Regions from separate parts of the Homo sapiens genome. Here regions 2, 3, 4 and 5 are each linked to region 1. Evidence: chromatin loops called from intact Hi-C (ENCODE). Cell type or tissue: PC-9. All regions are shown on one strand. Region 1 overlaps TM4SF1-AS1 (TM4SF1 antisense RNA 1). Region 2 overlaps TM4SF18-AS1 (TM4SF18 antisense RNA 1). Region 3 has its middle 9.0 kb from the start of HPS3. Region 4 overlaps WWTR1 (WW domain containing transcription regulator 1). Region 5 has its middle 26 kb from the start of TM4SF4.

Region 1 (5,000 bases):
CTAAGGGGTATGGTAAACCACCTCATAGGATGCAATGAGAACACAGCATCACCATGGCCAACTTTATCATGTCCCCGCCAAATCCCTGACTCCTAGTATTCACATCCTCATATAATCCCCTCCTCTTGAGTGTGGGTGGGACCTGTGACTTGCTTCTAATCAATAAGATAAGGCAAAGGTGATGGGATGTCACTCCTGTGATTGTGTTACATTATGTAAGGATCTGTCTTGCTGGTAGACTCACTCTAGAGTCTTGCTCTCCTGCTGACTTCGAAAAATCATGAGTCCTACAAATACTAGGAAATAAATTCTGCCAACAACCTGAGTAAGCTTCAAAGTGAATCCTTTCCCAGTAGAGCTGGGGACAGAGACCAACACCCCTCTCAGCCAGGAGCATGTCTCTAATATGTAAACTAACCAGACCAGATCCTTATCTCTTCTATTTGGCTATACACACAAGAGGTAACCCTTCTCTGCTTTAGTCATTCCAAGGCCAGGTACCAGGCAACTAGGGGACACCTCTATGGCTTAGAGCCTATGGAAAGTATTCAAACCTAAACAGTTCATCTTGCCCTGCTTTTCACATGACCATGGGCCTGGATCTCCTCTCACTCCTGCCCCTCTGCCTCCTGGCCACCCCAGAGCTTTCCCCCAAGGCCCTTTGTGGTGTCCTGTGCCTCTTGTCTTTAGGATCTGTGAGTACAGTAAACTGTGTTTTCCTGAGCCTCCTTATATGTCCTCTTGTGACCTCACCTGAATGATCATCTCATGAAAGAACACAGAACACCAGCACAAAATATTCCATAATCATCTCATATTGTTGTTTCAGCCCTGATATCAGCCACCACTTCTCCGAAGTCCAAAGTGCCTTCATTCCTTTCATTGGAGAACCATATTTAGAAACCAATATCTAGGCACTACGTGTATTTTACCTATAATGGTATTAACACTCGTGGTAATACTTGTTCTCTTCAGACCAGTTCCTCCAGGTTGGAGGCAACACCGTACAGTGATTAAGAGGCTCTGGATCTAGACTGCCTGAATTAAAATTCTGGCCACGCTGGACAATCTGTGAAGCCTTGGGAAAGGCACTTAAGCTCTTACAGTTTTATACCCTGTGTGATAGTGTTTACGATAGCACCTACCTCAGAAGGTTGCTGTGGAACGTAGTAAGATATGAGTGTGACGCTCTTAGACTCATGCCTGACATTCAGGGATTACTCAGTAAATATTTGTTGGGTGAATGATCCTTATGTTGATCAGAAGCTCTAACTGAAGAATGAAAATGAGGGGGAAATCTTGCTCCACGTCCTTTTCAGACAATAATTAACGTATTGATTTGTCAGAGATCTCATCCTCCTGTGAGACTATCTTCCTTTAAGACTTTAAGAATTCCCTGTAATAATCTTTTTAGTTGTCTTTAATGTATTGACAACCTAGAAGAAATCCCTGTAAAATGTCACATATGTGATCTAGAAGGAAAAAAAATGCTTTCCACTTACACTTGTTTATGTTCTTCCTTCTTCTTCATTAAAAAAATAGAAAAGAACTCACACAAGCCTGGTGCCAAACCTGGATGTGTCTCTGTGTCCAGGACTCTGATTCCTAAAAACATCGAGTCATTATAGAAGACATCAGGACCACTGAGAAGACAGTCAGGAAATCAGAGGGGGAGAAGGTCAAGAAGGACGAGGCCCTGCAATCCTTTTTATTCCCCTGGTGTCCTCAGGATGGTGAATAAGAACTCTAGGAACCTGCACCTGCAAAAGAAGATCCAGGGCAATGTAGAGATTCCACATCCTGAGCTTTCTTTGATGTCTTCTTGCCAGCTATCCCCAATTCCTGATTTAGTTCCTCTTAGGGACAGCTATTCTGAAGGGTCTCATCAGAGAAGCTTATTTGGTTTCTATTGGACAAGGAATACATGCATTATAAACATTCCAGATAATGTTTATGTTTCAAATTGGTTTTTCAGTTCCTTTGCAATTCTTGCTCAAGTTTTCCTCACCTTCTAAGTCTGAAAAAGTAATTTCCAAATCATGGTGAAGGCATTATTGAAAAATCAGGACCTTGTAGAATCTTACAGTCATTTGGCCAGGCTAACGGTTTAACCTGAAAGTGGAATGGATTTCCCATCCGGGTTCCCATAGTGAACAACTATGTTTTTGTAACATAACACAATGAAGGGAGTTGTCACTAGATGACTCAGCTAGTTAGAATCTCAACTCCCTTTCTGGGGAGGAAATCTGAAGCACGGTGTTTGTATTAGAGGCTAGGGTCATGCTTATTTGGACTTCAGTTCTCCCGCATCAAAGCCAGTCAGAGACTATGAACAGGTAGGGGGAAGGAAGGTCAACTGTCCACCTGGGCCAGAAGAGCAAGAAGTGTAGCCAAACCAAATCTGACATTTTTTTGGGTGTCTGTCTTTCTAACACATATGCTCACTCGTTCTGTCTCTCTCTCTCTCTCTCTCTCACACACACACACACACACACACGTTTCAACTCTCCACTGCTGTAAAGCTGTTCTTGGTAAAATTCCCTAGGGCAAAATCAACTGTAACTTGAGTTTTCAACTCACTTAGTATCAGTGGGAAATTTGCCATGTTGGACTTTGACAACCACAAAAACCAGTTTGACTGAGAGTGGCGAGGCCATGAGGTCTAGGTGGAGTATGAACTCACCAACTTGGAATGATTACTTGGAGAATGCTCACACTGCCTCTTATTTATGCTTCTGTCCAAGTCTTTGAGAGTGCTGAAGTCATAGAAATGACCAAACAAATATATAGTACGACACTTTTTAATTCAGAACTCAACCACAAAAAAAATGCTCCTCTGTCACCAGGGATCCCTGGAAAATGGTGTCTAAAAATCAGCTCTGAGCAAACCATCCTCAGTTCTTGTCCTTGTGGCATCTTCAACTCCCAACTGATGGAAATCTCACTGGTCTGAACTTCAAATGGTATGAAAGCAGGAGTGGAGAGTTTCACCCCAACCTTTCTGCAAAAAAGCAAGCATATTTTATATAAGGTCAAAAGGCCATGTGAGGCAGGAGAATAGAGACTGGAGGCAGGGAACCTAAGGCTTTTCACACTGACTTCCTAGAACTAAATTGAAAGGAAAACCCTAACTTTCCATGCCTCAGTAACAGAAGGACCAGAGGCTACTCCCTTTGACCTTTTCTGCGTGGCAGTTGGGAAGTTGTCTGTAAGCGACAAATCAGACTTATTGCTGGTAGAGACTTTGTTTGCAATTTAGTAACTTCACTCCAGACTCTGAATGGTCTGACTGTGGCTCTGATCAGACTGATTGTGGACGGAGTCTTCAGTTTGCATAGAAGTATAACTTTGTAACTTCACCCTACCCTCTGATTGGTTGCTTTTTGCAACCAATCAGATGTTTGCACAGGAGTGTGACCTTTGTAACTTCACTTCATCCTCTGGTTGGCTGCTTTCTGCAAGCAATCAGACTGATTGCGGGCTACCACTTCATTTACATGAGGTAAGCATGAAGTGGCCAATGAGAAACTTCCAGGGGTATTTGGACCCAAGAAGATTCTGTATTTGGGCCCTTGAGCTGGTGCTCGGGCCCACTTCCACACTGTGGAGTGTACTTTCATTTTCAATAAATCCCTGCTTTTGTTCTTTTGTTGCTCCATTCTTTGCTTTGCTGGGCGTTTTGTCCAATTCTTTGTTCAAAACGCCAAGAACCTGGACAACTTGCAATCATGACCAGTGACACAGGTAGGGAAATCCTTTTACAAGTTAGACCAGGGTAAAGGAAATGAAAATAGGCCCTATTATTTCTCTCCTCTACTGAATCTAGACAATTCTTTTAAAAACTTTTCATTGCACACATCTCTTGTTTGTTGATAGTTCTATTTTGCTACAGTAAAACCAAGTTTGTAGAACAGGAGCTGTAGCTTTAATTTTGAGACATCAGGTTAACCTTGAAATCATTCATCGAATTAAAGTAGAATCCAAGTGATTAATGTCTCAAAATTGTGTTATTTAGAAGTGCCAAAGAAACAGTCCCCGAATCTGATCAACATTGTAGTAAAATCAGCCCAGTGTGTGAAGGAAAGAGCATGGGTATGTGAGTCAGGGAGACTTGCGTAGGAGGAATCCAGGCCTAATTACTCGCCAGCCTTGTGACTTTGGCCTGCATGCTTAACCCAGATGAGCTTCAGTTTCCTCACCTGTAAACAGCTTTGCACAACGGAGCTGTAAAGTTAAATGACGGCATCAGAGTGACTTGCATGTGCCCACTCTCCTTCTGCTCCACGCTCCTCTTCCCCTGAATGCACAGAAACTGGATACGTATTACCCAGGAACCCTGAACAGTTTTTGTCATTCTCCCCAAAGGCAGCTGTGATCTGTGGAAGGAGGCCAGCAGGAGAGAACTTGCTACTTTTCCCAGGGAGGACCTGGTCTCCCATCAGACAGAGAGAGGAGCTGCAAGTGGCCTGCTACTTCTCCTGCCTCACAAAGAGAACCACTTGGTGAACCGGGTTCAAAAGGTGCAAACACATGAATTCATCAGTTTAAAGTTTTTAGGGTTTTTTTTTTTTATTTTAATCAATGGTTTTTCTTCTCAACTGAAATGAACCTTGCTGGACTTGCGTAGCCTCATGTATAAAACTAGAAAGTTGGGCCACCTACATCAGTGGACTTCAACTCTGCTTGGGCACTGGAGTCATTTGGAGGACTTACTTAAAATGCAGATTCCTGGCCTCACCCACAGACATTCTGTTTCCCTTGGGCTGAATCAGGGTGTGTCGTTTTAGAAAACCATAGACCGTTTTCTGTTGAAAATCAAATGGTCTTTGAAGCCCTCCACATCTCACATGCCAGGCTCTAATTATTCAACCCAAGGAAATGATACTCAAATCAGAACATGAGAGTCCTTTCCCCTTCAAGTATTTATGCACTAGTTGCCCTAGGTGCCCTGGATGCCTTCAGCTCACCCATTCAAGAGGAAGTCACACCAGCCCTTCTGG
Region 2 (5,000 bases), 87 kb after region 1:
CTAAAATTATGAAACTACTAAAAAATATTGGGGGAAACTCTCCCCCCAGAATATTGGACTGGGCAAAGATTTCTTGTGTAATATTCCACAAGCACAGGCAACCAAAGCAAAAATGGGCAAGTGGGATCACATCAAGTTAAAAACCTGCTGCATAACAAAGGAAACAATCAACAAGGTGAAAAGACAACCCACAGCATGGGAGAAAACATTTGAAAAGTACCCATTTGACAGAGATTAATAACCAGAATATATAAGGAGTTCAAACAACTCTATAGGAAAAAATCTAATAATCTAATGTTTTAAATGGCCAAAAGGTCTGAACAGACATTTCTCAAAAGAAGAGATACAAATTGCAAACAGGTATATAAAAAGATGCTCAACATCATTGATCATCAGAGAAACATAAATCAAAACTACAGTGAGATATCATCTCATTCCAGTTAAAATGGTTTTTATTCAAAAGACAGGCAATAACAGATGATGGCAAGGATGTGGAGTAAAGGGAATCCTCATACACGGTTGGTGGGAATGTAAATTAGTACAAGCACTATGGAGAACCGTTTGGAGGGTCCTCAAAAACTAAAATAGAGTCACCATATGATCCAGCAAACCCACTTCTAGGTATATACCCAAAAGAAAGGAAATCAGTATATCGAAGAGATACCTACAGCATTGTTCACAATAGCCAGGACTTGGAACCAACCTAAGTGTCCATAAACAAACAAATGGATAAAGAAAATGTTACATATATTTTTAAAAAGAATGAGATCCTGTCATTTGCAACAACATGGATGGAACTGGAGGCCATCATGTTAAGTGAATTAAGCCAGGCACAGAAAGACAAACTGTACATGTTCTCACTTATCTGTGGGAGCTAAAAAGTGAAACAATTGAATTCACAGGGATAGAGGGCAGACGGATGGTTACCAGAAGCTGGGAAAGGTATTGGGGCAGGGGTAGTGGAGAGCAAGTGGGGATTGTTAATAGGTACAAAAAATGGTTAGAAAGAATGAATAAGACCTACTATTTGATAGCACAACAGGGTGACTATAGTCAGTAATAATTTAATTGTACATGTTAAAATAATGAAAAGAGTACAACTGGATTGTTTATAACACAAAAGATAAATGCTTGAGGTAATGGATACCTCATTTACCCTAATGTGATTATTATGCATTGCATACTTGTGTCAAAATATCTCATGTACCCCACAAATATATACACCTACTATGTACCCACAAAAACTAAAAATAAATTTTTAAAAATTCCTTCTGTAAAAGTACAAAACAGCTCTTATTACAGTATGACATGTTTTTAGCATCATGATATTGGAAGTCCACTTCCAAGAAGAAAAACTACGTTTTTCAGATGAATTACCCTGTCAGCTGAAGAATCACAAGGTTCATACATTTGGAAAGGACAGCTTTATTTCTCACAAAAGGCTGCAACCTGCAGGGTGGCCATTCTGACACGCTGGGAAGTGTAACCTCTGGCCAGAAGCCAGAAACAGGCACTTCAAGGTAGTGCTGAAAGAAACGGGAATTTATGCTGAGCAGAGTGGCTGAAAATACCTTTTTATTAGGCTGTAGGAGGAGTCATGAATATTTATTAAAGGAGAAACATGTGCTTCACAATTGAGCTTTATGCCTCTTCATGAATTCCCTGTACAAAAAATTGTGGCATTAGCATGATCTGAGAGTGGAGTTTTCAGCCCCCTAATGTCAAAAGATGAAGGGGAGGACACAAATGCCCTGGCTGTGCACCCTGCATAGATTGGCCAGAACCACTTCATGGTTGTTGGTCTCTTATCAGGAAGGGATTTATGGTTTAACTGGTGAGCTGTCATGTTGAAACTGCAATGTGGGAAAGGGAGTCCTGTGGCAGCCTCAGAGGACTGGCTAAAGTTGACAAAGTAATGAGTCATCCATTTCTCATTTTCCAGAGCTGGTTTCTGCTTACTTACGCCTTAGGAAAGAATTCTGGTTAAAGGTTAGAAGGAATGGGGCATACTGAGGCATGTTCGACCTGCTAGCCCATCATGGCCAGGAACTCAGTTTCTAAGGTTTCTCTGGAGTCCCCTGGGCCAAGAGATGGTGTGTTCAGTCAGTTGGAGAAGCTTAGGACTTTATTTTTATTTCTCAACCCATATTAAAGAATTGATTCTATTAACCTCAAAAGTCAAATACTCATACATAAAGTCCTTGAAAAGGCTCATTCAGAATCACATGCTTATGCGTAAATTTCTCTGATTAAGGCTTCTTTGTTTAAAGAGCCAACATTCAAGGAAAAAGTTTTAAAACTATTCCATAATTTTTACAATTTTCTTAGTTGTCAGATTTGTATCTGCATTGTCTTCTATGATTTTTACTATAAATATAATTACATGAGAATGGAGTGTTTCTTAGAAGTGACCACTTATGATATTAGTCTCCATTTAAACATTTCTTCCCATGTGATACAAATATATTTCCATATTTATTGTGTCAGTATATTTGTTACTCTCATGAAGCAAACAGAATGCCAATTAAATGCAAATAGCAGGATTTAAGTGATTAGATGTGATGAGGAACTACTTAAATCACACATAAAGATTTGACAAATAAGAATCTAGTAAATGTTTGAAGAAAAGCAAAGGGGGTAATGATAGGTTATGTGTCTCAAAAGAATGGTTTGAATAGCATAGATTAAGAGATGCCCTTCGAAAAAGTGAAGTGCCCTCTAATATTTAGGCAAAATAACCCTATTTGTGAAGGTACTGCAAAAATCAACAGTGAAATAAAGGACTTGATATTGTGCCCCTCTTACAGCTTTGTCAACAAAAATCGTAACATTCAAATCCAAACACTTGATTTATTCCTGGTTCATTCTAAGATTTGGTAAAGACTTACAAATGTAATCAAATTTGTTTTAAATATTGGTTTGAGCCACAATAAGTGCCATTTTTAATAAATTTTACACAGTAGGGTTTAACATAATATAAGATAAAATAAGCTTATTTTCTTGATTGGTTTCATTTCTCATGATAAAATCCTAATACAATATTTTGGTTTGTTTCCAGTTTCCAATGGATTCATTTTAAATGGATATTTTTTAGTAGCAATTATCCTTGGCTATTTTGTCTACATTTGGGTTTACAAAGGCATTGGGAAGGCAAAAATGAAATCTACCAACCACTTGCAACATTGCTTCAATGGAGAAAAGTTATTGTGAGGTCCAAACGATGAATTGCAAGTAAATTTTTGCAGTCAGCCTATATTTTATTTTTTAGCTAACAGTATGCTAAAAAGTTGTGATTATGACATACTGTAAATGTTTTCAGTAGAAGCACACTCAGCACTTTGAGAGGCCAAGGCAGGAGGTTCACTTGAGGTGAGGAGTTCTCGACCAGCCTGGGCGACACAGCAAGACCTTGTCTCTATAAAAAAAATTTGAAAAGTTAACCGGGTGTGGTGGTGCATGTTTGTATTCTCAGCTACTTGGGAGGCTGAGGTGGGAGGATTGCTTGAACCCAGGAGTTCAAGGCTGCAATGAGTCATGATCGCACCACTGCACTCTCGCCTAAGTGACAGAGTAAAACTAACACTGTCTCAAAGAAAGAAAGAAACACACCAGAATGTGAATTTTCAAGTCAGTGTAGGTGTTCTCAAAGTCATCAGCCTCAGAGGTTATATAGACATTTTAACAATAGGGGCATAGTCCCTAACAGTTGTTGGGTCTCCTCTGGAATTGCCCTGGAAAATTCTGTGGCTATAATTCCTTCTACTCTTTTTTTTTTTTTTTTTTTTGGCAGAGTCATACTCTGTCACCCAGGCTGGAGTGCAGTGGTGCAATCTCAGCTCATTGCAACCTCTGCCTCCTGGGTTTAAGCAATTCTCGTGCCTCAGCCTTCCGAGGTAGCTGGGATTACAGGCATGTGGCACCATGCCCGGCTACTTTTTGTAATTTCAGTAGAGACTGGTTTTCACCATGTTGGCCAGGCTGGTCGCAAACTCCTGGCCTTAAGCCATCTGCCTGTCTCAGCCTCCCAAAGTGCTGGGATTACAGGCGTGAGCCACTGCACCGTTTTTTACTGTCATTTGAGTTGGCAAATATTCATCCACTGAAGGTGGGGGTTGGTTTTAATAAGTAAACAGGTAAATAAGTAAATAAGCTGGGCAATACATATGAGAGTGTAGAAAAGCATAAATACTACTCATATTTTACTTGTGGCTGCACCATGATTGCAGACCCTCTGTACTCATTATACTGGCCCCCTTTTTAATATATATTGGCCATATATATAGCCAATAGCAATTGGCCAAAAGGCTAGGGGCACAGGAAGTCTCAAATATTTGCTGAATGTTGAATACATGAATGATCTGATTCCCTCTTTAGAACCATCATTCACATATATAGTGAAGTAGGAATAGCTCATAGTTAGGGAACAAAGAAAGTAAAACATAGTTTTTTTTCCCAATACAATTTCTTTTATCCATCCTGCCACTTTATTCCATCCCAGTATTTTTTGCTTGTTGAATATCTCTAAGCTGTGCCAGATTCCCCTGGTCTCTTTCCCACAGAAGTCCTGATCTACTCCTAACTGCAGGAGTTGGGGCTTTGTCTAGTTTTGATTAACCAGTCTGTTTAAAATTGTTCTGTTTTCTTTGAAGAATAAAATGACTGTTTGCTTATCCTTAAGAATACTAGGACCATGGATAGGCGGAAATGGTTGTAATTTTATCATCATGCCAAAGGGAAAAAAAAAGTTTTCTCATACATACTTGTGTCATTTGCATTTGGAAAAAGGAGTGGAACATTGTGAAGGATCTACAATGTGAGGTCCACAGAACAACTAGTTCCTAGTTCAATCAGGTCATTATCTGGTAATTTTGTCTGCAATTTATTGGTGAAGTGGGTAAAATGGTGAAACAGAGTGATATATTATGTGTGGATCTGAAAGGATCTCTAAAAATAATCTGGCACAACAACTTGTAATAAAGGAGAAAATGCCTGCGGTGCAG
Region 3 (5,000 bases), 270 kb after region 1:
CACAAGCTACCAAAGCTCACTCAAAAAGAAATAATCTGAATAGCTGTATCTATTTAAGAAATTGTATTTGTAGCTAAGAACCTTCTCAAAAAGAAAACTAATACCTACAGACGATTTCATGTATCCATTTACCAAATATTTAAGGAAGAAAAAAAATACCAAGTCTACAGAATCTTTCAGGAAATGTTAAAAAAGAAAATACTTCCCAACTTACTCTGTGAGGCCAGCATTACTCTGATGACTAAGCCAAACAAAGTCATCACAAGAAAAGAGAACTATAAACCAATGTACCTCAACAGATGCAAAAATTCTAAATAAATGTTATCAAATTAAATCTAACAATATATAGGAAGAATAATATATTAACAAAGAAGAGTTTACCCCAGAAATGCAAGGTTAGCTTAACATCTGGAAAAAATCAATCAATATAATTCACTATATTTAATAAAAAATATATTGACATTATTTTTGACAAAGGTACAAAGGCAATTCAGTGTAATAAGGATAGTCTTTTCAAGTAATTCATGAAAACAATTAAAAATCAATATGCAAAAAGTAAACTTTGAAACTTTGCACCATATAAAGATTAACTCAAAATAGGTAGTAGACAATGTAAAACCTAAAACTTCTTAGAAGAAAACATAAAAGAAAATCTTTGTGACTTTGAGTAAGACAAAAATTTCTTAGATACAACACCAAAAATACAATGCAGAGAAGAAAAAAATTGATATATATTATAGGCCAGGCGCGGTGGCTCATGCCTGTAATCCTAGCATTTTGGGAGGCCGAGGCAGGGGGATTGCCTGAGCTCAGAAGTTCCAAGACCAGTATGGGCAACACGGTGAAACCTTGTCTCTACTAAAATACAAAAAATCACCCAGGCGTGGCGGTGTGCGCCTGTAATGCCAGCTACTCGGGAGGCTGAGGCAGGAGAATTGCCTGAACCTGGGAGGTGAAGGTTGCAGTGAGCCGAGATCATGCCACTGCACTCCAAGCTGGGTGACAGAGCGAGACTCCGTCTCCAAAAAAAAAAAAAAAAAAAAAAAAAAAAAAAAAAAAAAAAATATATATATATATATATATATATATATATAGGATAATATGTATTGGATTTCATTAAAATTGAACATTTCTGTTTCTTGAAAGACACTGCTAAGGGAATGAAAAGACAAGACCAGAAGAAAATATTTGCTTGTTTCCAGAAATACATAGAACTGTCTTTAAACACTACAATGGAAAAAAAATTTTAAATGGGCAAAGGATTTAAACATATTTCACTAAAGAAGATACATAGTGGCAAATCAGTACACGAAAGGATGGATGCTCAGCATCATTAATTATTTAAGAAATGCAAGTCAACAACACCATTAGAAACCACTACAAACTTATAATGACTAAAATGAAAAGGACTAACTATCTTAAGTGTAGATGAGTATGGGGAGCAACTGGAGCTCTCATACACTACTGGTAGGTATCCAAAAGGTACAACAACTTGTAAAAACTATTTGGTAGTTTATTACAACATTAAACATATACCATACACCTACCACATGATCCAACCATTCCATCTCCTAGGTATTTACCCAAGAGAAGTAAAAACATTTGTCTTTAAGAAGACTTGTGAACACATATTCATAGGAGCTTTATGTGTAATAGTCAAAAACCAGAAACAACCCAAATGTTCATCAACAGATGAATGGATAAACAAATTGTGTTTTATCCCTACGATGAAATACTACTCAGCAATAAAAAGGAATGAACTATTGATATACACAACAACATAAATGGATCCCAAAATAATTATGCTGAGTGAAAGAAGCCAGACAAAAAAATAGTTCATCCCATATAATTCCATTTATATGAAATTCTAGAAAATATAAACTAATCTATAGTAACAGAAAGCAGTAGTCTGCCTGGGTCCGAATGGGGGACAGAGGTGTGAGAGAGGGGGAGAGATTACAAAAGAGCACAAATAAACTTTTGGGAGTGATGGATATGTTCAGTATCTTGATTTTGGTGATGGGTTTATAGGTATATGCATATGTTGAACATTACATGCATATACCTATAAGGATAAATTTATATACTTAAAATATGTAGAATTTTTTTAAAAGACCACAAGACACATGACTAAGAAAATTATTCCAAATTATACTGCTACTTAAAGGTAAAGCTCACTATATGTACCTAACTACATAGTAGATACTTAATAAATATTTGTTCAAGAATTTAAAATATGAGAGAGCGGGAGAAAGAGATAGTGCCACTTGCCTACTCAGAACATCCCAGTGGCTTCCCATGATACTGAGATTAAAGGTAAAATTTCTTAGGTTGACCTGTGAGGCCCTGTGTTATCTGGCCTGTGTCTCTCTCCAACCTCCAACCAAGCTTTCCTACCACTATCTTTCATTGCATCCTTGACACAGAACCCCTCTTAGAATTTCTAGACACAGAAGTCAGTATTTTTTAAAGATTCCAATTTGCAACAAAGTTTAGGAACCGCTGAGTTTATAGACCCCTTTTTTCTGTGCTTAGAGCACTGACTATATCGAAGCCCTTACTCTAAGGTGCTGTTTCACTTTTCTAACTAATGTGTATAAAAATATGTAAGTATGTCCTCAAGTTCTAAACAGACTAAATAGCTCTTCAGACGAATACTGTTAGTCAATAGCGACATCTGGAGGTCTGATGAGAACCTAAACAAATAATCTAATTTTCTTGGTGTAGGACCACTCTTAACACAGGAAAAAGGTGCCAATGACCACTCCCCTCCCCAAAACACCCCTCCCCTACATACACATATCATACAGAAGGCGAAACGGAGACCCAGAGAGTAATTGATAGCTGTGGAACTGGAACCTGACTGGTCCACCTACCTCCACTTCCTCTCAAGGGCATCCTCCCCCAGAGTGGCCTCATCTTCACATCTTCCCATTATAAGGAACACCACCATTCACTAATAGCTTCCAGGGGTTTTTTTCTAGCTCCCAAGCATGACCCTGGTTGATGCCTGCAACTGCCAAACACAGCTGCATGACTAACCTTAGCCAGAGTATCTGGATAGTAATGGTGGTTCCTCTCCTATATACCCTAGGATTTTGATTTCCCCCCTGGTAGAAGGAAAAAGTTGCACTGTTGGGTAGGAAAATCTGATGGATGGGGACAAAATATAGGCTGATTTTTCTGGTTAAGGATAATGGTTCCCATTTAACAAATTAGAGGACTAAGGCCCAATGAAGGTAATTGCCAAGACCACTTATCTCCACACGTTCTTTCTCTCTGTCCTGAATCCAAGGGCCTTCATACCAAGTGGGGAAACTGAGACCCAAGTACAGAACTATGCTTTCCAGGTAGGCTTCTGAAAGCCCCTGGCTGACTTGTAGCACTAACACTAATGGGACACCAGAGGTGTGACATTCTCTATATGAAGTAACAACGGATGATGCCAGAGTCCAAAGGAAAAGTAGTCTGAAAGAAGCTAGGATATCAGAGTTGGAGGGCAGAGGCTGAAGATTCAGGCTGGTGGGAAGGGATCTTTGAACCTAGACTGGGAGAAATAGTTCCTGAAGCAGGAACTGAGTGGAATTTGAGGACTGAAGATCCAGGAGCAAGAGAAAAGGGAAGGCTGGGGCCCTATATAGGTGTCCTCCCTAGAGACAGAGAACAGCCAGTGGCTGCACTGCTCCTACCTTATTTTGTGTAGCAGGTGCCTAAGGTGTGGCTCCCAGGGCACTGGGACCCCTAAAGAACAAGAAACGTTTCAAGCCAGTGTGAGCAGGCAAAGACTTGGGGGATAGATAGGGTCTCCTATCCCTTTCTATTCACCTGCCTCTGCTTGACACAGGAGAATCCAGCAGCTGCAGTGGAGAGTCCTACCTTTTCCACTCCATCCAAAGTCTCAATTTTTGGAACTTTATTGACACCATGAGGTGCCAAACTGTCAAGTCTAAGAGAGGCTTCGCAGACACCTTCGCCAGGAGAAAGCCGGCGGGGGCTGCCTTGGTTCCCTCGGCAAAGGGAAAGATATGGATTAATTCTGGCCTCTGTAGTCTGGATGAAAGAAAAGCTTTGAAACCCAGAGCAAAGCCCTGTGGAGCTTTCAGGGAAGTGTAGTCCCGAATGAAGAGGGTGCATTTTGGAAGCTCCCTGGAAATAGTAGTGTTTGTGCTCCGGATGCGCATGACCTGCTCGGCATCTGCACTGTGCTCAAGGCTGGGGCCTGATCTTGTGCCACGTGGGCACATGTGGCCATCCCCCAAGGCTGGCCTGGTGCCACCAGGGGTGGGGTGGGTGCGACTGTTACCCTTCCGTTTGCCTCTCTGTCGGGAGTCGTTAAGGCTTTACTGTGGCATGGGACTTAGTATATCCAGAGCTCACAATCTGGAAAGGGCTAACAAGCAAACCAACAACACATCATGTTACAATTGCTGCCTTGGGCAGAAGCACATGGGTGGGAAAGTTATCCAGAGGCACTGAAGTTCGAGCAGAAATCTGGGGCACCTGTAAGGTGGAAGCTGGCAAGGCGTACAAGCAGGCCCAAGGCCTCTGGGAGAGGTATCACAGGCCGAGGGACCAGAGAGGAGTTAACAGAACAAACCTTTGCCGGGGAGAGTAAAGGGATAACAGGGAGAGAGGTGGAAGTAGGGAGAAGGGCCACCCAAAGCCAGACTGAGCAACTTGGACTGTGTGCCTAGGACAGTATGGAGACATTAGAACTCTAGGCAGAGGTCTTACCTGCTCAAAATTGGATTTTAAAACAATCCATTTCCATTGTGGAGGGTAGATTGGAATGACTGACATTGGGGTCAGGAATTCTTGGAAGAAATGATAGTGATCTTGGCTAGAGTGGAACCAGTGGAGATGGAGAGGAGACGATATTATGGCAACGACATGTATTTAGGAGATAGGCCGGGGAAAAAAATGGTCATCGATTGGGTGGGGGATGGTAGATTACTTTGGGCCTCCCTGGGGGTAGGGTGGGTGCCACTCATTGGATAGAG
Region 4 (5,000 bases), 190 kb before region 1:
TTCCTATTTTTATATCTTTGTATGCTTCCAGCAATACAAAATACATTACATGGGATTCTCTATTTCAGAAAGTCCTTGTTATACGGCTTCCTTCATCATAAAGTTAGTGTGGGTAAATTCATCCAAAAACACCAGGCCTTTTCCTGGGTGGTAAGAAGCTGGAGGATTCTATTTTATTTTATTTTTTTTGAGATGGAGTTTCACTCTTGTTGCCCAGGCTGGAGTGCAATAATGGCGCTCTCTCAGCTCACTGCAACCTCCGCCTCCCCGGTTCAAGTGTTTCTCTTGCCTCTGCCTCCCGAGTAGCACCACCATGCCTGTCTAATTTTGTATTTTTAGTAGAGACAGGGTTTCTCCATGTTCGCCAGGCTAGTCTCTAACTCCCGACCTCAGGTGATCCACCCGCCTCGGCCTCCCAAAGTGCTGGGATTACAGGCCACTGTGCCCGGCCTGATTATTCTATTTTTACAGATAAGATTTTTATCTTTGCCTTTACTATGTTTGCACAATGTTTTTGATTTTTACACCTAACCAGTACATCACCCATCATGCATAATAGGTATACGATCTATGGTTGTTGAAAAAACTTGAACCAAGTGTTGCCAACCTTGGAAGGCCAGAGCTGCCTTCTCTGCACTCACTGCTGAGTGAGTTTGGGAAGCCAGGAGAACTGGCCATGAAATCTGTAAGTGACTTTGGTGGTCATAATATTCCCAGAACAGACCTGCTTTATCCTCACAGTGAGGAACCAGTATATTGTTAGCTTTTTTACCCCTGTCTCATGCATATGGGTAGTGTGACTAGGATATCCAATTAGATCACACAGGGTCAGAGCTAATATTAAACCCGGGCACCCAGGTATATGTGACTCCACAACTGCGTGTGGTCTTTGCAGAGCCCACAGAGTCTGGCAGTAGGCTGCTGTGTCTGGGAGATGCCTATGTGAGTTGTGCTGTTATTTCATGGGCCATGGTGACCCAGGGGGACTTGGATACCAGGTGTCCTTGGGATATGTGCCTGGAGGTGAGATAGTGAATGGATTGTCAGGCAGAGAGGGTGGGGGGAGGGAAGGAGGAAGGGAGGAAAACCAGAAAGATTGGCAGAAGGGAAGCCCAGAGGCCATTGCCCTCATCAAGGTGAAAGGTCATGAAGGAGGTAGAAGGAGGTAGCAGTGGCTTGAGAGGAGGAAACTGGAGCAAAGTTAACACCCCCTCCGCAGGCTGATGGGGAGGCCAGTCTGAGGGGAGGGTGACTTGGAGGGTGGGAGTGCCACCCCACCAATTTCAAAACATTTTAACCCCAAACACACAATTTACCTGTTAAATAAAATGGCTTTCTACATTTGCGTCTTTCTGGAGGAAAATATTAATCCATGAGGGAAAACTGATTTCACACGACATGGTTTTTCATAACCTACCATTTCCAGCCAAATATCTTCTCAGAGACGTGGTGACCTTTCTTGCCCCTTAGCAAACTCCATGCTTTTGTCCAACCTGGGCAGTTCTCTAAGCAGAGACTCATAATGTAATTGGAGGCCAGGAATTGGTTGGTCTTTCTGGGACTGAGAGAAGGAGGCTGTCTGGGAAGTAGTGGTCCAAGGGGCTCTTGAAGGAAGGGGAAAAAGCCCACTCCCGCTTATATTTGTTACAGGTACCGTTAACCCCACATACCACCAGGGCTCTCCATGGGAAGCACTTGTAGAGGATTTTTCTTTTTTTTAAGTCGAGGAAAAAAATGTTTACTGTCAAGAAAAGCTTTTCTTCCCCGTAGGAACTGCTATTCTTTTTCTTTATAAACAGCATGGGATCAGGTGATTGATTCCATTTGTCCCCTGATTTGAGCCACACGAAGATAGGAGCCAAAAGTGTAGTTTATCTTCAGGAACTCTTTTTGTTTGTTTGTTTGTTTGTTCTTTGAGACTGAGTTTCTCTCTTGTTGCCCAGGCTGGAGTGCAATGGTGCGATCTCGGCTCACCACAATCTCCGCCTCCTGGGTTCAAGCAATTCTCCTGCCTCAGCCTCCTGAGTAGCTGGGATTACAGGCATGTGCCACCACAGCCGGCTAATTTTGTATTTTTAGTAGAGACAGGGCTTCTCCATGTTGGTCAGGCTGGTCTCGAACTCCCAACCTCAGGTGATCTGCCCACCTCGGCCTCCCAAAGTGCTGCTTATACCTTATGACCTGTGTATTCATGCATCAATTTTCTTTTTTGTCTTTTTGTACCTTCATTAGTATTTTTGTTTTTACTGGTTGTGAAAACAATACATAATCACTGCTAAAAATCTGGAAAGTACAAAGCAGTTTAGATAAGAAAAAAAAAATTACCAGTGAGCCTGTTATTTGCATATATCACCATAAATAGTTTGATATGTTTCTTTTTCCTTTTTTGTTCCATTTTCAAATATGAAACCTGTACAGTGTATGTATTTATACAATACACATATATAGGCAGGTTAAATATATTTGTATATGTGTGTGCATTTCCAAGGGAAGTTATACTTTTAAAACAGCAGAGAGTTTTTCTTGAAGTAGACTAAGCAAGGGAGTGAAGCCAGGAAGGAGGTGGGAGTAGCGGGGAAGTGGGGATTAATCTAGCTAAATTGTGGGTCCTGGCAAACACTGAGATTACACTGTGAAATACGAGAAAGGAAATGACTCAGTAACATTGAGAGAGGGAGCAGAGATGAGACAGCAGAGTGAAAGAGTGAATGGCGTATCCTGGGTTTGGGAAGTGGTGGGAAGTAGGGGGAGCTGGAGCCTGAGGCACTAAGTGATTAGAACAATAGGAGAATTTAGTTTTCAGATGAAATCATCAAGGCTGTATTAAGTGCCTCTTGTGAGCAATAGCTCACTCTTACTTGTTGCATTCAGCCTGGGAGCCACTCTTGACACCATGTTAGCGCAGCCTTACAGCTGATGTCAGGTCGACTGGTCTGCAGAGCCAGGAATTTGGGCTTTCTTCTCAGAGTTGTTTTGGAGCAATGAGAACTGCTCACTTAAGAAAGGCTCCCTCTTGTACTCCAGCCTTTGGGGAATGCTGTGAGTGACACTTTTAATTAACAAATCCACTGGGAACAAAACTCCTTTAAATGTGTTGGCTGGGTGTGGAGTTTGAAGGGTGGGCCGTGGAGGCTCCCACTGCACTGCAGGAGTGCTGGGACTTCAAGCCATGGGTAAGCTCGGTCAGAACTGTCAGGATGAGGTCCACCCAGAAGGCCCCACACTCTGTCCCAGGGGATTTAGGCTGGCAAGCTGTGCTGGCACTCCTGGGGCAAGATGAGCTCATCTGCCACTTCAGATGCTGGGCTTCCTATGCTAGATGTTCCTGCTCTTGCCGCATTCAGGAGCCACAGCCCACTTGTTCAGAACGGGAGGGGAGAGTGGGGGACGAGCATTTAGGAATGCATCATTCCAGCTCCTGTATTATTCCTAGAGCTGGTAGCTGAAATTCTGACCACGGAAGTGTCCTTGAACATCTTCCAGCAAATGATGTATATTTCCACATCTCACCGGGGCCTGTGCTGATGTTGGTTCTAGCACAGCATCAATATCCATGATGTCAGAGAGTCTAAGAAAGGTTTATGAAAGAGAGAAGGATTCTTTTCCTTCTGGTACCAGAGTGAAAACTATTTATGTAGCACATGTCTGCCTTGGAAAACATGCTGCTTTAATAGAATGAGTTCTGAAGGAATAATCAAAGCATTTCTTAGGTCTAATTATTTTGCTAAAGGGAGTTACTTAATTTTGACATCCTCATCAATTAGTTCCTCACTTGGAAGGCCTGTGACAAGCCTGAGGCTGGCTATGAGTTTCCACCTGCCCAGAAGTTGATGGATTTTATGAAAGCTTTAAACAGAACTACAATTGTGAAACTGAAAGTGTAAACTAAAACTATTGTTTTTATTATTATTTACTTTATACTTAGGGAAATGATTTTCATCTCTTTACTTCAGTATTTCCCCATCTTTTTTTTTTGGGGGGGATGGAGTCTCACTCTGCTGCCTAGGCTGGAGTGCAGTGGCATGATCCCAACTCACTGCAACCTCCACCTCCCGGGTTCAAGCGATTCTCCTGTCTCAGCCTCCCGAGTAGCTGGGGTTACACGCGTGCATCACCATGCCGGCTACTTTTTATATTTTTAATAGAGCTGGGGTTTCACCATGTTGGCCAGGCTGGTCTCGAACTCTTGACCTGTGGTGATCCACCCGCCTCGGCCTCCCAAAGTGCTGGGATTAGAGGCGTGAGCCACCGCCCCCGGCCTTTTTTTTTTTTTTTTTAATCACATTTATTCTAAAACCTTAGACCTTTAGACCCAAGTTTTCACGCAAGGCAATGGATGAGTTCCCCTTGGCAATACCTTCAAGTCTTGCATTAAGAAATCTGAATAACAATTTTAGCAGAGGAAGCATTTAAAAATGAGGAGACAGACTGAAAAGAAAACAAGACAAATACAACTTCAATGCAAGGAAGTTTCTAGACTGATTAAACATAACGAAAGTAAAAGTGGTTTCCTACCTTAAAGATTCAAAGGAGGCCATTGTTATTCAAAAGTGAGGTGTGTTTAACAGAAACAACAATCATGCTCCTTTTGTTGTATGTCTAAGGAAGGTCAATGGTGGGGGCCTGACTGGAAGAGACCCACCTGGTTGTGAGGCCCAAAACAAAGGGCTAACATTCAGTTTCTTCTATCATGTTTGTTGTCTTTGATGGATATGGAAAGATCTCTGATACTGGGCTGGGTGCGGTGGCTTGTGCCTGTAATCCCAGCACTTTGGGAGACTGAGGTGGGAGGATCACTTGAGCTCAGGAGTTCGAGACCAGCCTGGGCAACATAAGGAGACACCCACCTCTACAAAAAAAATTTTTTAAAAAAAATGAGCCAGGTGTGGTCGCAGGTGCCTGTGGTCCCAGGTACTCAGTAGGCCAAGGTGGGAAGATTGCTTCAGCCCAGGATGTCGGGGCTGCAATGGGCCATGATTATGCCACTGTACTCCAGCCTG
Region 5 (5,000 bases), 62 kb before region 1:
AGTGAGTGAGTTATCATGAGATCTAGTTGTTTAAAGGAGTATAGCACCTCCACCATCTCTCTTTCTTGGTTCTGCTCCTGCCATGTAAGAGATCTGTCCCCACTTTGTTTCCCACTATGAGTACAATCTCCCTGAGGCTTCCCCGGAAGCAGATGCTGCCATATTCCTCTATAGCCCATGGAACCATGAGCCAATTAAACCTCTTTTCTTTATAAATTACCCTGTCTCAGATATTCCTTTATAGGAATGCAAGAACAGACTAATAAAATTACGTTTTGGGGTGATTTTGGCCATAGGTAACCAGAAATTATCTTTAACTGCAAGTACCTACAAAGAGCATAGCTTGTGCTCCACAAATGCTTATTTTTAAAGTTAAATTTGGGTTGAGCTATCTTTCTTTGTAGAACATTCCAGATCTCTCCAAATTTTACTGTGGCTTTTAGTAAGGGGCCATGATGAGAATGTAGCAGGATTGGGTAAGTTGTCTAGCACATTCCAATTGGACCTGTGTGAAATGGCACTGGACAAGGGAAGACTAATATTTATTGATGCTCTATTATGAGCCAGGAATAGTACCATGTGCTTGACATGTGCTATCTCATTTCATTCTCAAAACAACCACACAAAGGAGATGATGTAATCATCTCTATTTTAGAGATGGAAAAACCGGGGCCACAAAGTTGCTGAATGGCAGAGCTGAGTTGGTAGATCTGTTTGATTTCGATGCCAGTTACCTTGCTTGAATGTGTCCCTCATCTGGAGGAAATTCCACAGAAGTATCCTATGGAAGTTACTGAAAAGTTTATGTTAAGCAGATACAGATTCCTTGGAGCCTGACCTGATGCTCTGATGTTTACTTTTCTTTGTGTGAGTGTGAGGAGAGGTGTACTTGAAGGAGGAGTAGGTATGATAATGGATATATTAGAATTCATTCGTGTTCCCTGGGATAAGATCTTGGTTCTGTCTCCTCCTTGCTCTCCACAGAAACACCCCCTGCCATATCAGCCAGGTCAGAGCTGCAGCAGGCTCCAGCAACTGTTTGAAAGTCTTGAGCATTGTCAGATCTCGGAGGAGATCAAAAGAAACAGTCAAGCCGTATGGAGAGGGGAGGAGGCCAGAGAGAACTGACCTGCCACATTCTTTCAGACCTCCAAGCTGGCAGGAGACTGCATTCCCTGAACACCACTCCTAAACCTCCTGGATACAGCAGTCTCCACCCTGGGCCCAGAGGCTTCTCTGGGGGAAAGAGGCAAAGACACGCCAGGTGAAAAGCTCTGATTTGGATCAATCTTCCTCCCAGCTTGAGATGCTAAGATGTCACTTTGCAACACAGTGACTTCAACTTCTGAAACCTCAGCATTATTTAATATAGAATTACATATATCACCCTGGTTTAGGGCTTGCAGAGGAAATACATATTCATTATGTTTAAGACATTCTTAAGATTATCTTCCTTCCCCTTCAGAAAGTTTTATGGTTTTTTTTTTCTTTTTAAGGACTTAGCCTCTTGCTTCCAGCTTTAGTTTTATTTTTGCTTTTCTTTCCACAATTAGGTTCAGGAAAGAAAAATACATCAAGGCTCTGTCCCATCCTGTGGAGCTGGAAAATTTCCTTAGAAAGAGTCTCGAAAGGAGGAAAACAATGTTTTTTTACTGAATTAAATAACCTTACGTTGGCCATCTGGAAAGATACTTAAAACTATCATCAAAAGGACAGAGTCACTACCACAAAGGCGGAAAGACTTGTCCAGTAAGGGGCCATGATGAGAATTTACAGGGCTGAGAATTAACATGTGGTTACAGGGCTTTTTTCCATAACTTAGTTTTATATCCCTGAGGGCATCCCCCTCAATTGCTAGAGTATGTAGCAGAAGAAGGTCTCAGTCTAAAGCAAGTGGAAGCTACCTTTAGGCTGCTAGTCCAGCCAGAAGCCAGGTCTTGCAGGCCTTTCGCCAGCTCTACTGCTAAATCACAGGCTTCTTTTAAGAAAAATTGCTTCTATGTCACAGTTTACTTTTCTATAAACAGCATAGGCCAGGCGTGGTGGCTCACACCTGTAATTCCAGAACTTTGGGAGGCTGAGGTGGGAGGATCACTTGAAGTCAGGAGTTCAAAAGCAGCCTGGCCAACATGGTGAAACCTCATCTCTACTAAAAATACAGGCATGGTGGCACACAACTGTAATCTCAGCTACTCAGGAGGCTGAGGCAGGAGACTTGCTTGAACCCAGGGGGTGAAAGTTGCAGTGAGCCGAGATAGCACCACTGCACTCCAGCCTGGGTGACAGAGGGAGACTCTGTCTCAAAAACAAAACCAAAACCCAGCATAAACCTCCTATATAAAACAGTATCAAGCCCAGGGGTCTGAGGCATGATTAACACGTTTGAAATCATTGAGCAAGCTAATTCTCATGAAGATTAAAAGATAGCTATGCATTTTCAGCTTTGTTTTTCTTTTGTGCTTAGTCATCATTAAACCACAGGGCATTTTGCATTTTTACAAAATGATTTTATGCATTTTAGTCATTCTTCATAAAACACCATTAGGTAGAATAATATGAGAAGGGAAGGAAGAAGAGGAAGGAGAAAGGGGGAAGGAAGAAGCAGGGAGGGGTCCTCAAGGAGCTATGTGAGTTAGGTAAGTCATAGGGGAAGTCAGAACTGAAGGGGAAGTCACACTGTGACCTGGAGGCTTTAGTCTCTTCGGCAGGAATATTTCACTTGTCTTCTTGAAGACTTGATGGCATCATTGTACAGTAGCTGATTGGGAAGTTCTGCTCTTCAAGTCAGTTGCTTCCTCGGGATGGGGAGATGGGTAGGTCTGGAAGCCCTTCCATTTTCTATGTCATACTCCTGAAGCTTGATACCCGTGGTTGCATTGCTTTAAACAACCATTAAATCAAGTACTAATTTTGATCACCATAGTTTTTGCTCCCCAAATGTCTCTGCTTGTTCTAAACCCTATAAAATTGTCCTCCACCCACAGGCCTTCTCAAACAGCCTCCTCCTGGGCTCCTGCTTTCCTAGACAGAACCATAATAACATCTGATTAATACCTATTCTACTACAATTATCGGCCTACTGCAGGTGGCAGAGTTATTTATGCATTCAAATAGGTATTCGTGTAGCTATGGTCACCACAAATCTTTGTCCCTCCAAATATTAACCAGGATTTATTTGGTTCTTACTAAGTCCCAGTCATTGTTCTAAGTGTTTGATAAGAATTACATCACTTAGTTCTCATAACAACTTTATGGAGTAGGTAATATTATTATACCCTATATACAGATGGGGAAATGTAAGCACAGTAAGCTACCCAAGGTAATGCTTTTAGAAAGTGGTGGGCTGGGATTCAAGCCTAGGTAGTCTGTTTCCAGAGTGGTTAGCCTACTGTAATACCCTGCCTTCCCAATAAAGAGCAAGCCTCTGTGTCATAATCACTGAGTTTAATAAATATGTGTGGAATTGAATTAAATGAAAATATTTTTGGCAAAGAGTCTTGCAACCTCTGTATGTTTTCAACACACAGTGGGCCTTGATTTCAGGAAAATGTCTGAAAATGAAACATGCAGGAAAATGACTGGAGGTGAGAAGAACCACATGTAGTATTAGGTTGGCGCAAAAGTAATTGTGTTTTTTGCCATTGCTTTGGCAAAAAAACGCAATTACCTTTGCTCCAACCTAATAGAAAGAACTCTGGGTTTAGAATCTAAAACCTGGCTTAAGTCCTACCCATGACACTTAGCAGCTTAGAACCCTTGGATAAAGAAATTAGGTTCATTGAGTCTCAGTTTTTTCATCTGTCAAAGAGGACTAACATTTTTTATCTGTCAAAGAGGACTAATCTGCTTCAAATGGTTGTTGTGAAGGTTAAATAAGGCAATATGGCCAGGCACGGTGGCTCAACGCCTGTAATCCCAGCCCTTTGGGAGGCTGAGGCAGGCAAATCACTTGAGGCTAGGAGTTCAAGGCCAGCTGGGCACAGTGGCTCACACCTGTAATCTCGCTACTAGGGAGGCTGAGGTGGGAGAATCGCTTGAACCCGGGAGGCAAGGTTGCAGTGAACTGAGATCATGCCACTGGACTCTAGCCTGGGTGACAGAGCAAGACTGTCTCAAATATGTAATATGTTTGTGTGTGTGTGTGTGTGTGTGTGTGTGTGTGTGTGTGTGTGTGTGTGTGTGTTTCTTTCCTTTTTTTTTGAGCTGGAGTTTCACTCTTGTTGCCCAGGCTGGAGTGCAATGGCACAATCTCAGCTCACTGCATCCTCCGCCTCCCGGGTTCAAGTGATTCTCCTGCCTCAGCCACCCAAGTAGTTGGGATTACAGACACGTGCTATCACTCCAGGCTAATTTTGTATTTTTAGTAGTGACAGGGTTTCTCCATGTTGGTCAGGATGGTCTCAAACTCCTGACCTCAGGTTATCTGCCCGCCTTGGCCTCTCAAAGTGCTGGGATTACAGGCATGAGCCACCACGCCTGGCCCATGTGTTTTATGTATTACAAAGCATCATACAAATACTTGCTTAATTTAAAATAAAATTATAGAAACTATATATTTTTAAAAATTACTAGAAAAAAATGGAATGGAAAAAGAAAAATGTCTTATTTTCCTTGATTGAAAATATAATTTCAGTTCCAAGGATAATGACTTTGTGGGTCTTCAGCAGACTTTGTATTTTATACATCAGATCTGGCAGTTTCCAACTTGGCAGTTAGACACAGGGTTCAGATTTCAACAGCAGTTTTATTCCAGTGGGGGCATCTGAAGAGGGTGAAGTAGAGGTAGTTTTTCTAACTCTTCTCTAAAACTGAACATTTTAATTTTGATTTATTTAATCATGTTCATGTTTAGACAAAACCTTGCTCCTATAGAAAAGTCTGACTTTCTCTGTTTGCCCCATAGCGGTAATAAAGTCACCCTGAAAATACTTCGTTTGGCTGTGGATCTCAAGTTTAAAAGTTTCCCCTCTTACAGAAGGAATAGAGTAGAAAAATTGTAA

The links. Hi-C counts contacts between places; a loop is a spot of excess contacts. Peaks named below come from ENCODE experiments on the same cell type or tissue, not always from the same donor. Only the 100,000 strongest peaks of a DNase experiment are listed, where the experiment ranks them.
Region 2: it touches region 1 in a loop (8-fold over the local background); 6 of 110 quality-filtered maps call a loop at or near these places.
Region 3: a loop joins it to region 1, with 5 times the contacts of the local background. A loop is called at or near these places in 7 of 110 quality-filtered maps.
Region 4: a loop joins it to region 1, with 4 times the contacts of the local background. A loop is called at or near these places in 3 of 110 quality-filtered maps.
Region 5: a loop joins it to region 1, with 4 times the contacts of the local background. A loop is called at or near these places in 4 of 110 quality-filtered maps.

The regions. Positions count from the first base shown.
Region 1 is chr3:149,384,369-149,389,368 of GRCh38, reverse strand. TM4SF1-AS1 (TM4SF1 antisense RNA 1) reads right to left here. Exons shown (of 2, transcript NR_109810.1): 2 at 2,786-2,997. Among named protein-coding and RNA genes, the nearest start is that of TM4SF1-AS1, 9.1 kb to the right of the region's middle. RefSeq lists an enhancer at 1,402-2,601. In PC-9, no CTCF peak of the experiment used is centred here; DNase peaks (open chromatin) are centred at 428, 2,238, 2,648, 4,158 and 1 weaker place; H3K4me3 peaks cover 1,126 bases; H3K27ac peaks cover 5,000 bases.
Region 2 is chr3:149,297,212-149,302,211 of GRCh38, reverse strand. All of the region lies in intron 1 of TM4SF18-AS1 (TM4SF18 antisense RNA 1), which reads right to left. Among named protein-coding and RNA genes, the nearest start is that of TM4SF18-AS1, 15 kb to the right of the region's middle. In PC-9, no CTCF peak of the experiment used is centred here; DNase peaks (open chromatin) are centred at 1,941 and 3,911; H3K4me3 peaks cover 1,409 bases; H3K27ac peaks cover 5,000 bases.
Region 3 is chr3:149,118,149-149,123,148 of GRCh38, reverse strand. No RefSeq gene overlaps it. Among named protein-coding and RNA genes, the nearest start is that of HPS3, 9.0 kb to the left of the region's middle. In PC-9, a CTCF peak has its summit at 2,676 (motif pointing left); a DNase peak (open chromatin) is centred at 2,668.
Region 4 is chr3:149,574,073-149,579,072 of GRCh38, reverse strand. The region is part of intron 2 of WWTR1 (WW domain containing transcription regulator 1); the gene reads left to right. Among named protein-coding and RNA genes, the nearest start is that of WWTR1-IT1, 75 kb to the left of the region's middle. RefSeq lists enhancers at 3,024-3,650, 3,651-4,277, 4,278-4,904. In PC-9, no CTCF peak of the experiment used is centred here; a DNase peak (open chromatin) is centred at 2,712; H3K4me3 peaks cover 1,014 bases; H3K27ac peaks cover 5,000 bases.
Region 5 is chr3:149,446,082-149,451,081 of GRCh38, reverse strand. No RefSeq gene overlaps it. Among named protein-coding and RNA genes, the nearest start is that of TM4SF4, 26 kb to the left of the region's middle. RefSeq lists an enhancer at 812-1,313. In PC-9, no CTCF peak of the experiment used is centred here; a DNase peak (open chromatin) is centred at 2,461; H3K27ac peaks cover 2,961 bases.